Regions from separate parts of the Homo sapiens genome. Here region 1 is linked to region 2. A link is an interaction called in ENCODE POLR2A ChIA-PET data of the cell type or tissue named here. Cell type or tissue: PC-9. All regions are shown on one strand.

Region 1 (4,000 bases), 98 kb after region 2:
TGTGGGTCTGTCAGACTCCGACGCCTAACCTCGGCACCTCTGGGATGTACCATTTTGTTCTTCTCAGATAATAATATCCAAGTGAAAGAGAAAATCATCCCTTATCTGATCTTCTTGAATTTCTACTCTGTAAAACTTGCTTGCTATTGATTTTTATTGCAAATAAATAGCATTTTTACCAGCATTTAACTTGGTTAAAAAAACATTGATAAGTCTGGGACTTGAGAATCTTTTATTAACCCTGTTTCTATTGAACATATGCTCCAAGCACCAGAGAACAATTTGTATTTTGGGTTTTAGGGTTTAATACATCTGTAAATAGAGGATTTCATGTGTAGTTAAGCAACTATGTATTTTTATTCATGGATTCAACACAGTTTTAACTAATTGTAAACTGAAGACAGTGTTCTTATCCCTAGAAATTTAGCTGACTATAGCCAAACCTAATAATACAAACTTTTTTCCCTCTAGGTTATTAAATTCACTCCCTGGCAAGAAATAAAAGCACCTCAAGATGCTTGTTCCTAATAAGCAGATATTCAACAGGGTTCCAAAAAGCAATGGAAATGATTCAACCTTTGTGTAGACACAAAGGTGAAATTATGCATCTGGGCAGACTGCTTTAGAATGTCCAGGTGGAAGACACGAGGCCCTGAAGACAAGAAGGGTGCTTGGTGAATTCGTGTGATGAGCTGCCTGGTTAAACATTTGTTCATTATGAACACTTTACGAGTCTGTACTGCAGGCTTGCCACCACACTGCTGGAGACAGATTATTAGTCTTGGATTCTATGCCTCAGGATTCACTTATTTCAAATACCTGAAGACCTTGGCAGCTAAAGCAGCTTAACTTAGTGCTCCTGTGGTGTAGACTCCAGCAGCTGAACAACAGCAAGGTCCCACTGGATCGTCTAATCCTGGATTAGGAAAAGAAACTCCAAAATTATGTGGCATTTCTAAAATTTTAAAACAGGGGCTGGCATAACTGAGTTAAATAAATAAGTCTGTCTTTCAGAAGGGGCAACCTCACAGTTGAACACTGATGTTCACATTATACACCATTCGGTAATAAATAAAAGAAGCAGATATGTATGCATGCATATAAATAGCTGGACTTTCTAGAAGGTTTAACACACTCTAATATAGCACTGCTTCAAGTTCTCGGGAAGCAAAAATGTTTATTTTTCTCTTAGAAAAAAACTTATAACAGTTTGTGTTGAAAGTAATTATCTACTGTCAGCAAGGAAATCCTTCAGATCCTTCAATGTTTTCTATCTTAGAATGTTAAGAAGCAAGAATGGTAAGGTAGAAACAAGCAGAAGCTCTGACAGGCAAAAGAACAAAACTAACAAGGAATATCTGGGCTGAATCATTGAAAGAAGATTATAGGACCATAACAAGACTGAGTTCTTGACCCACAGAACTCTGAAGAAAAATCAAATGCCCTACATAGAGGCATGGAAGGGAAGAGGGAGGGAAGCATCCTGCCCACGCCGGGATGCTCAGCCTTACAGAGATCAAGGGCTGTTTTACCACAGCGTGTAAAGCTTTCTGAATCCTACCTGAGCTCCACACCATGCTCAGTGTCAGGGTGCCCGGTTTACCTCTCCTGTGACCCACGACGCCAGCAGGCCGGGACCCACAGGTAGCTGAGCAGCAGCACTGGCAGCCCATAGGTTTGCTCTCTCCCCAGCCAACCCTACCCAGGGACTCAGCTATGTTAACAGCCAGGCATGACAAACGGACTGAGAGCTTCCCCATTCTTGGCTCTCCACCCAGATTACCTCATTCAACCCTCACAATAGCTATGAAATGAGTACTGCTCTTACCCTCAGAGGAGAAAACTGAGGCAGAAGGAATTAAGCCACTTGCCCAAGGCCACATGGCTAAGAAGGGCAGGGAGGCTCCCACTCAGCATTCAGGCCACTGCCCAGAGAGTATCTAAGAAAAGTATCTAAGCTACCCGCTGAGGCTGCCCTGGTTCCTCTCGGAACTTAAACTACCTGAATCGGTGTTGCTCACCTTACAGCTCTGAAGAGGAAATGGAACTCGCTCTCCATCCATGCTGTTAAAAATACTCTTATTTATTTTGAGACGAGTTTCGCTCTTGTTGCCCAGGCTGGAGTGCAATGGTGCGATCTCAGCTCACTGCAACCTCCGCCTTCTGTGCTCAAGCAATTCTCCTGCCTCAGCCTTCTGAGTAGCTGGGATTACAGGCACCCGCCACCATGCCCGGCTAATTTTTGTATTTTTAGTAGAGACAGGGTTTCACCATGTTGGCCAGGTTGGTCTTGAACTCCTGATGTCAGGCGATCCACCCACCTCGGCCTCCCAAAGTGCTGGGATTACAGGCATGAGCCACCGCGCCTGGCCTAGAAGTGCTTTTAAAGTGTTACGTCATGGAGGTCAAACTACCTCATGGCACATGCACTACCCCATGGCTCATATGCTACCCCATAGCACATACACTACTCCACAACACATACGCCAGTCCACGGCACACACGCTACCCCATGGCTCCCACAGCACATACACCACCCCACGGCACACACACTCTCCACCCCGTCCCCTCTCCCCGTACCCACAGCTCATACATCACCCCAGAGAGCATACACCACCTCACGCCCCCGACAGCACATACATCACCCTAGGGAGCATACACTACCCCACAGCACATACACTACCCCACGGCACACACGCTTTTCCCCACGCCCCCCAGAGCACATACATCACCCCAGGGAGCATACACTACCCCATAAGCACAAGCACTCCTCATGGTATACAAACACGGCACCATTTACAAATACAAAGTATCTCTGCATGGCTCCGGTCCATCCAAACACCCAAACCACCAGTAACACACAGTGTGGAGTACCTGGCTACCCTGGCCTAACCTTCATCTGTTCTCTCACTCATTTGCCTCTGCTATCTCTCCAGGGTTAATCCACAATAAAATGCCTACAGCAATGTTTTCCAAGGACTTCTTTATCTTTTAGCCACCCTCACACATCAGAAGGAGCTGGAAAGCTTTCTTTGTCCCAGGAATTCTGACTATGTGAACACCAAGAAGGAACAGGGTCTATTTATCTATCCTTTTTAATAAAGTAAGTCACATAAGGAAACCATGAGGAAATATGAGTATTCAATCCCAGACTCTTTTTTCTGTAGCAAAAGGAAATATAATTTAGTCCTACATAGTGGACGATAACGCAATTACAAGAAAACAGATCATGACTGTTTCTGGAAAAAGTCAAATTAGTTTAATACCATAGACATGAACTTAAAATGATAGAGATGAATGGCTCTGTGTGTAAATATGGGTGAGGTAGCCAGATGAATACACTGCAAAAAACACAGGTGGAATGAGAAAAACAGAAATAATATTATCCCACAACTCGTATTCCCGAGACGTTATCCAATAATGTATATGCTGGAAAAGTTCACTAAAGAATATTTACCGCTTAGATTAAAAGAAAATGTGATGCCATAAGCGTAATAATACAGCAAAGGGGAATTAAAAATGCAAGCTACGCAAACACTTATATAGATCTATATAACAGAAAACAGCTGAAGGCCTGGAGAAAGGGAGTCAAGCATCAAAATTGGACGTCTGTCTGTCCCCCTCCCAAGATGAAGGGGTCAGAAACCGGCTGGGAAGGGGGGATTCTCCAAAGGGTGAGCCGGGCTGGCCCATCCATCTCTCATTTCTATGGAAAGAGGCTGCACATTAGCCCCACAACGTGACCCTCCTTTTTAACACTGAGTGTTAGAAGGGAACGGAATGAACTGGGAACACCGCGGGCAAAGTGAGTGTTAGTCCCTTCCCTCTTCCATTTCGCTCGAAGGAAACAAAGCAGGAAAATAAGGTGTCTAGGGACCCACACTTCTGAGCGACACAACTGAGAACAGAAGCTTCCGCCCAATAAAGCATTTCTCTTACACTGCAGGTTACCTATAGTCACTGTGATTGGGTCTTCTATAACGTTACCACAGTGAAACAC
Region 2 (4,000 bases):
ATCCCAGGGAACTCATTTAAAGGGTCGTGACTGCACTGACACAGCAGTACCATCGGGATACAATCAACTGAAATGAGCATTTTATTCCACACGTTAGAGTGGGAAGGCTGACAATGGTGGACAGTTATCCTTCGCTCATCGTTGTTGAATTGTAAAAATGTAAGTATTTGCCTGGGGACACAATGTAATGTAACACTGGGCCCTTCGACTGTGATACAATCAGTAGACGTCCTCAATCCTAGGAGCTCCTGGCGTGAAAGCCACAGCATAGAACCAAGTGGTTTTCCTCCTACAGGAAATCTGGGAAAACCGAGTGGTGCTTGGCACCTCTCTTCACCTCCAAAGACACCATGTGTTTTGCTGAATGACACGGGACAGTCATTCTTTTCGTTTCTCACTTGTACGACAGACGCCATAGCCAGAGTCCACAGCTGCCCTGGCTCTGATTTTGGCCCTGAGCTGGAACGCCTCACTAGTGTCTGAGCCTCAGGTTTCCGCTGCCTCCTGCCCCTTGGGGTAGCCAGTCTCTGTTTTGTGTTACTTGCCAGCAGTGTGGTGTGCAGACAGGGAAGAGCATGGCCTCACCTGGCCTGCCTCTGGCCTCTGGCTGCGAGACGAACCCGGGCACTGTCCCCTGCCAGCAGCCCAGGCGCCCGCAGGAGCACCTACAAGCTGTCTGAAGCCTCAACTAGTGTTCACCTGAACACAGCTCCAGCACCACAGGGCCCACCTGACAGTCCTGAAAAAGGCGGGGACGCCGGACACCCATCTGCTTGGGACAAGCAGCCACTCGCATGGAACTGAGGTCACTCTTTTGTTTATGACCGGGAGGCAGGGATGCAAAACACAGAAAATTATGCCAGGATGGTGGATTGCTGATGCCGGAAATTCGTGAGCACCCAGAGGGGCTGTTAAGAAACGTGCCCCTGGATGGGCGCGGCGACTCACGTCTGTAAACCCAGCACTTTGGGAGGCCGAGGCGGGTGAATCACCTGAGGTCAGGAGTACAAGACCAGCCTGGCCAACAATGGCAAAACCCCATCTTTGCTAAAAACATAAAAATTAACTAGGTGTGGTGGTGGGCACCTGTAGTTCCAGCTACTTGGGAGGCTGAGGCAGGAGAATCACTTAAACCCGGGCGGTGGAGGTTGCAGTGAGCCAGGATCGCACCATTGCACTCCAGCCTGGGCACAGAGAGAGACTCTGTCTCAAAAATGAAAAGAAAGGGCCCCTGGCTCTGCGGAAGGAAGTCCAAGCCCAGTGCCAGACTACAGGGGCTCTATCCTCTTCTGTGGCCTCAGGCACATGACTGAGCTCTAAGCCTCAGCTTCCTCATGGATACATTGGTAATAATCAGTATTGGTGGGCTCACAGGGTTGTTTTAGAGATTACATGATATAATAAACATGGAAATCATTTATACAAATAGAAGTCATGAAAACACTGGCTATACCTACGAATTGCAGAGGGAATTTTTTCTCCCCAATTACCAGAAGGATTCAACTTTCTTGAAGGCATGGAGGGACAGTATAGTCTAAGCCAACATTTAATTCTGTAGCCTCCTGTGGGCAAAGCTGGGAACCATGTGAATTCTGTGCCCCAAAGTACAAATCTGGAAAAGGAGGCATGCAGTGATCCATCCCTTTGTGGAGTTCAGGATTCCCCACGTGGGGGGTGCAAGCAGGCCTGGGGGAGCTCTGCACAGCACAGGAAGCAGGGAACGGGGCGTGCTGGGCTGTCATTTCAGGTTTTGACACTGCCCAAAGTCTCTCCCCCAAGAAGGAAACAAACTCTATCATCACCTATCACCAGTAACTGCACTTCCGTCAAACAGATGAGAAGTTAAAAATAACCCGACAGCATTTTCATCCTCTATTACGACTTCTTCCATGACAAAGGCTTTCATCCTTTGATTTCATAAAAGCAAACTTGCTGAGAACAAGCTTCTGTGGCACTTAAAAAGTCTTAACTACTAGCATTTCTTTTTTTTAGGTAGAAATCATTTCCTCCGCCACCCCAGGAAAACATAGATACATTATCACAAATGTATTCTCCAAAATCAGTCGTAAACTTAGGTCTTACAAATTAAACAGCATTTTTTTTTCACACATCCTGAGCTGTTAAATGAAAACAATTATGAGTCATCAATTCCAGGCTCGAGAATTCCACTTTGGTTTACCTGGATCAAGGTTACTGTCAGGCCAGCTACCTGCCTAGATTCCAGACTCCAGCCTTTCTGAGGGCCTTTCCTTCCTGAGTTCCATTAGCAAAAGAGGTATTGCCGGATGTAATTTTCCCTTGAAATTACACAACCTCATCCACTTGAAACTGAGACTAAGCTACTAATCCCACCTCTGTGAAGAGCGAAGATCTCAATGCATGGGCGGATTTGAGAGCCCCCTTCTGTCCTCAGAGGTTGAGATGAAAGGCGGCCAAGTGCTCTCCTGGCCCCGCCACACCCTCCACCTGCACGCAGACGGCGCTCCTGAGAGCCTGTTGACCCCGGTCTGTGCGTTCCTGAGTGAGGGCTTCCTGGTAGGAAGGAGACTTACGGCTTCTCAAAGGTCCTGGAAAGCAGCAATAAGCCCACAAAACCCATCCTGACAACCTGCAGGGCTCCCCGGATCAGAAACTGAAGAGACCTTGAGGGGCTCCAGTTCCACAGGGAGCAGCGGAGAGGAAGGGCCCAGCCGAGGGGGAGAGAGGGTAGCACAGAGCCAGGGAGCAGGGCCAGGCGGAGCGAAGCCACCGAGGCCACTGCCTGCAGTGACGTTCGAAACGGACAGTAGGAAAAGGACAAAACTTGAATGACACAGCAGAGGGGTCAGGAGTGGGAGGCAGAATTCGCCATGCTCTGTCATCTCCTCCAAAGCCGCCATGGGCAATGACAGAAGTGCAGCTTCCCGCCAGCCCCTGCCAGGGGTACCAGGACCCTCCTCCAATGCCTGGATCAAGCTCTGCCGCTGCTGCTGGTTTCTTCCCTGTGACCCCACACAGCACCCTCATCTGCAGGGAGAACCAGGCATGTGGGGCTGTCGGGCGAGCTCCGCCCCAGGAAGGGAGAAGCCAGCTCCCAGGGGGCAGGCTGGGTGATGCCTTCACGGCCCCCATCCGGCTCAAATGAGCCACACTGTGCAGGGGGCGCCGCGGTTCCACACGCCCATCACCCATATCCTGGAATCCTGCCCTACAAGTCCACAATGGCACCGTATGTGGACACCTGGGTGCTTCCTGCCTCTCTGTACCTCTGGGCTGCGCAGGCTGAGTTCTAAGCAGTATGTTTGGGATTTGTTTTGGGCTGGAGGGTGGGGGATGGGTGAAGTACATATAAGCTTGGAAACCATCTTCAGTGAGCTCCGCCTGAGACTGCGTCGACTTTGTAAGTATTACCACTGCAGAGACAATATTTTGGATGTGATTTCTCATCAGTACATTTCTCCTTCCATGAATCATGACTGGGAAACCACCCACAGGACTTATCTGGTTGGGACTTTGTTTTTCAGCATTTACATATCCTGTTTCTAGAGGTTAAAGCTATTAAAATTTTTTGCAATCCTGTAGTTACAAATTAATCCCATAAAAAAGGCTTTGAAAAGGTGACCTTTTCTGTTGTAAAATATTCTTTAAAAATGTGCAACTCTTCAAGAGCACATAAATAATTAAGAACCACAGGGGTCTACATGCCAGGATGCTTGAGTGTGAATTAAGTAAGTCTCCACAGGAGTCTACACATCAGGACACCCGGTGTGGATTAAGGAGGTCTATCGCAGGGGTCTACACATCAGGACACCCGGTGTGGATTAAGGAGGTCTATCGCAGGGGTCTACACATCAGGACACCCGGTGTGAATTAAGTAGGTCTCCACAGGAGTCTACATGTCAGAATACCCGGTGTGAATTAAGCAGGTCTCCACAGGGGTCTACACATCAGGACACCCGGTGTGAATTAAGTAGGTCTCCACAGGAGTCTACATGTCAGAATACCCGGTGTGAATTAAGCA

The links. Peaks named below come from ENCODE experiments on the same cell type or tissue, not always from the same donor. Only the 100,000 strongest peaks of a DNase experiment are listed, where the experiment ranks them.
Region 1: POLR2A ChIA-PET joins it to region 2 with 5 read pairs; 2 of 35 experiments call an interaction of 5 or more read pairs at or near these places.

What each region holds. Positions count from the first base shown.
Region 1 is chr13:112,692,042-112,696,041 of GRCh38, reverse strand. The region is part of intron 1 of ATP11A (ATPase phospholipid transporting 11A); the gene reads right to left. Among named protein-coding and RNA genes, the nearest start is that of ATP11A, 4.0 kb to the right of the region's middle. RefSeq lists an enhancer at 3,850-4,000. In PC-9, no CTCF peak of the experiment used is centred here; a DNase peak (open chromatin) is centred at 1,781; H3K4me3 peaks cover 1,308 bases; H3K27ac peaks cover 1,118 bases.
Region 2 is chr13:112,790,431-112,794,430 of GRCh38, reverse strand. All of the region lies in intron 2 of ATP11A (ATPase phospholipid transporting 11A), which reads right to left. LOC124903252 (a long non-coding RNA gene) reads right to left here. Exons shown (of 2, transcript XR_007063947.1): 2 at 1-4,000. Among named protein-coding and RNA genes, the nearest start is that of ATP11A-AS1, 38 kb to the right of the region's middle. RefSeq lists an enhancer at 3,630-4,000. In PC-9, no CTCF peak of the experiment used is centred here; a DNase peak (open chromatin) is centred at 2,220; H3K27ac peaks cover 3,347 bases.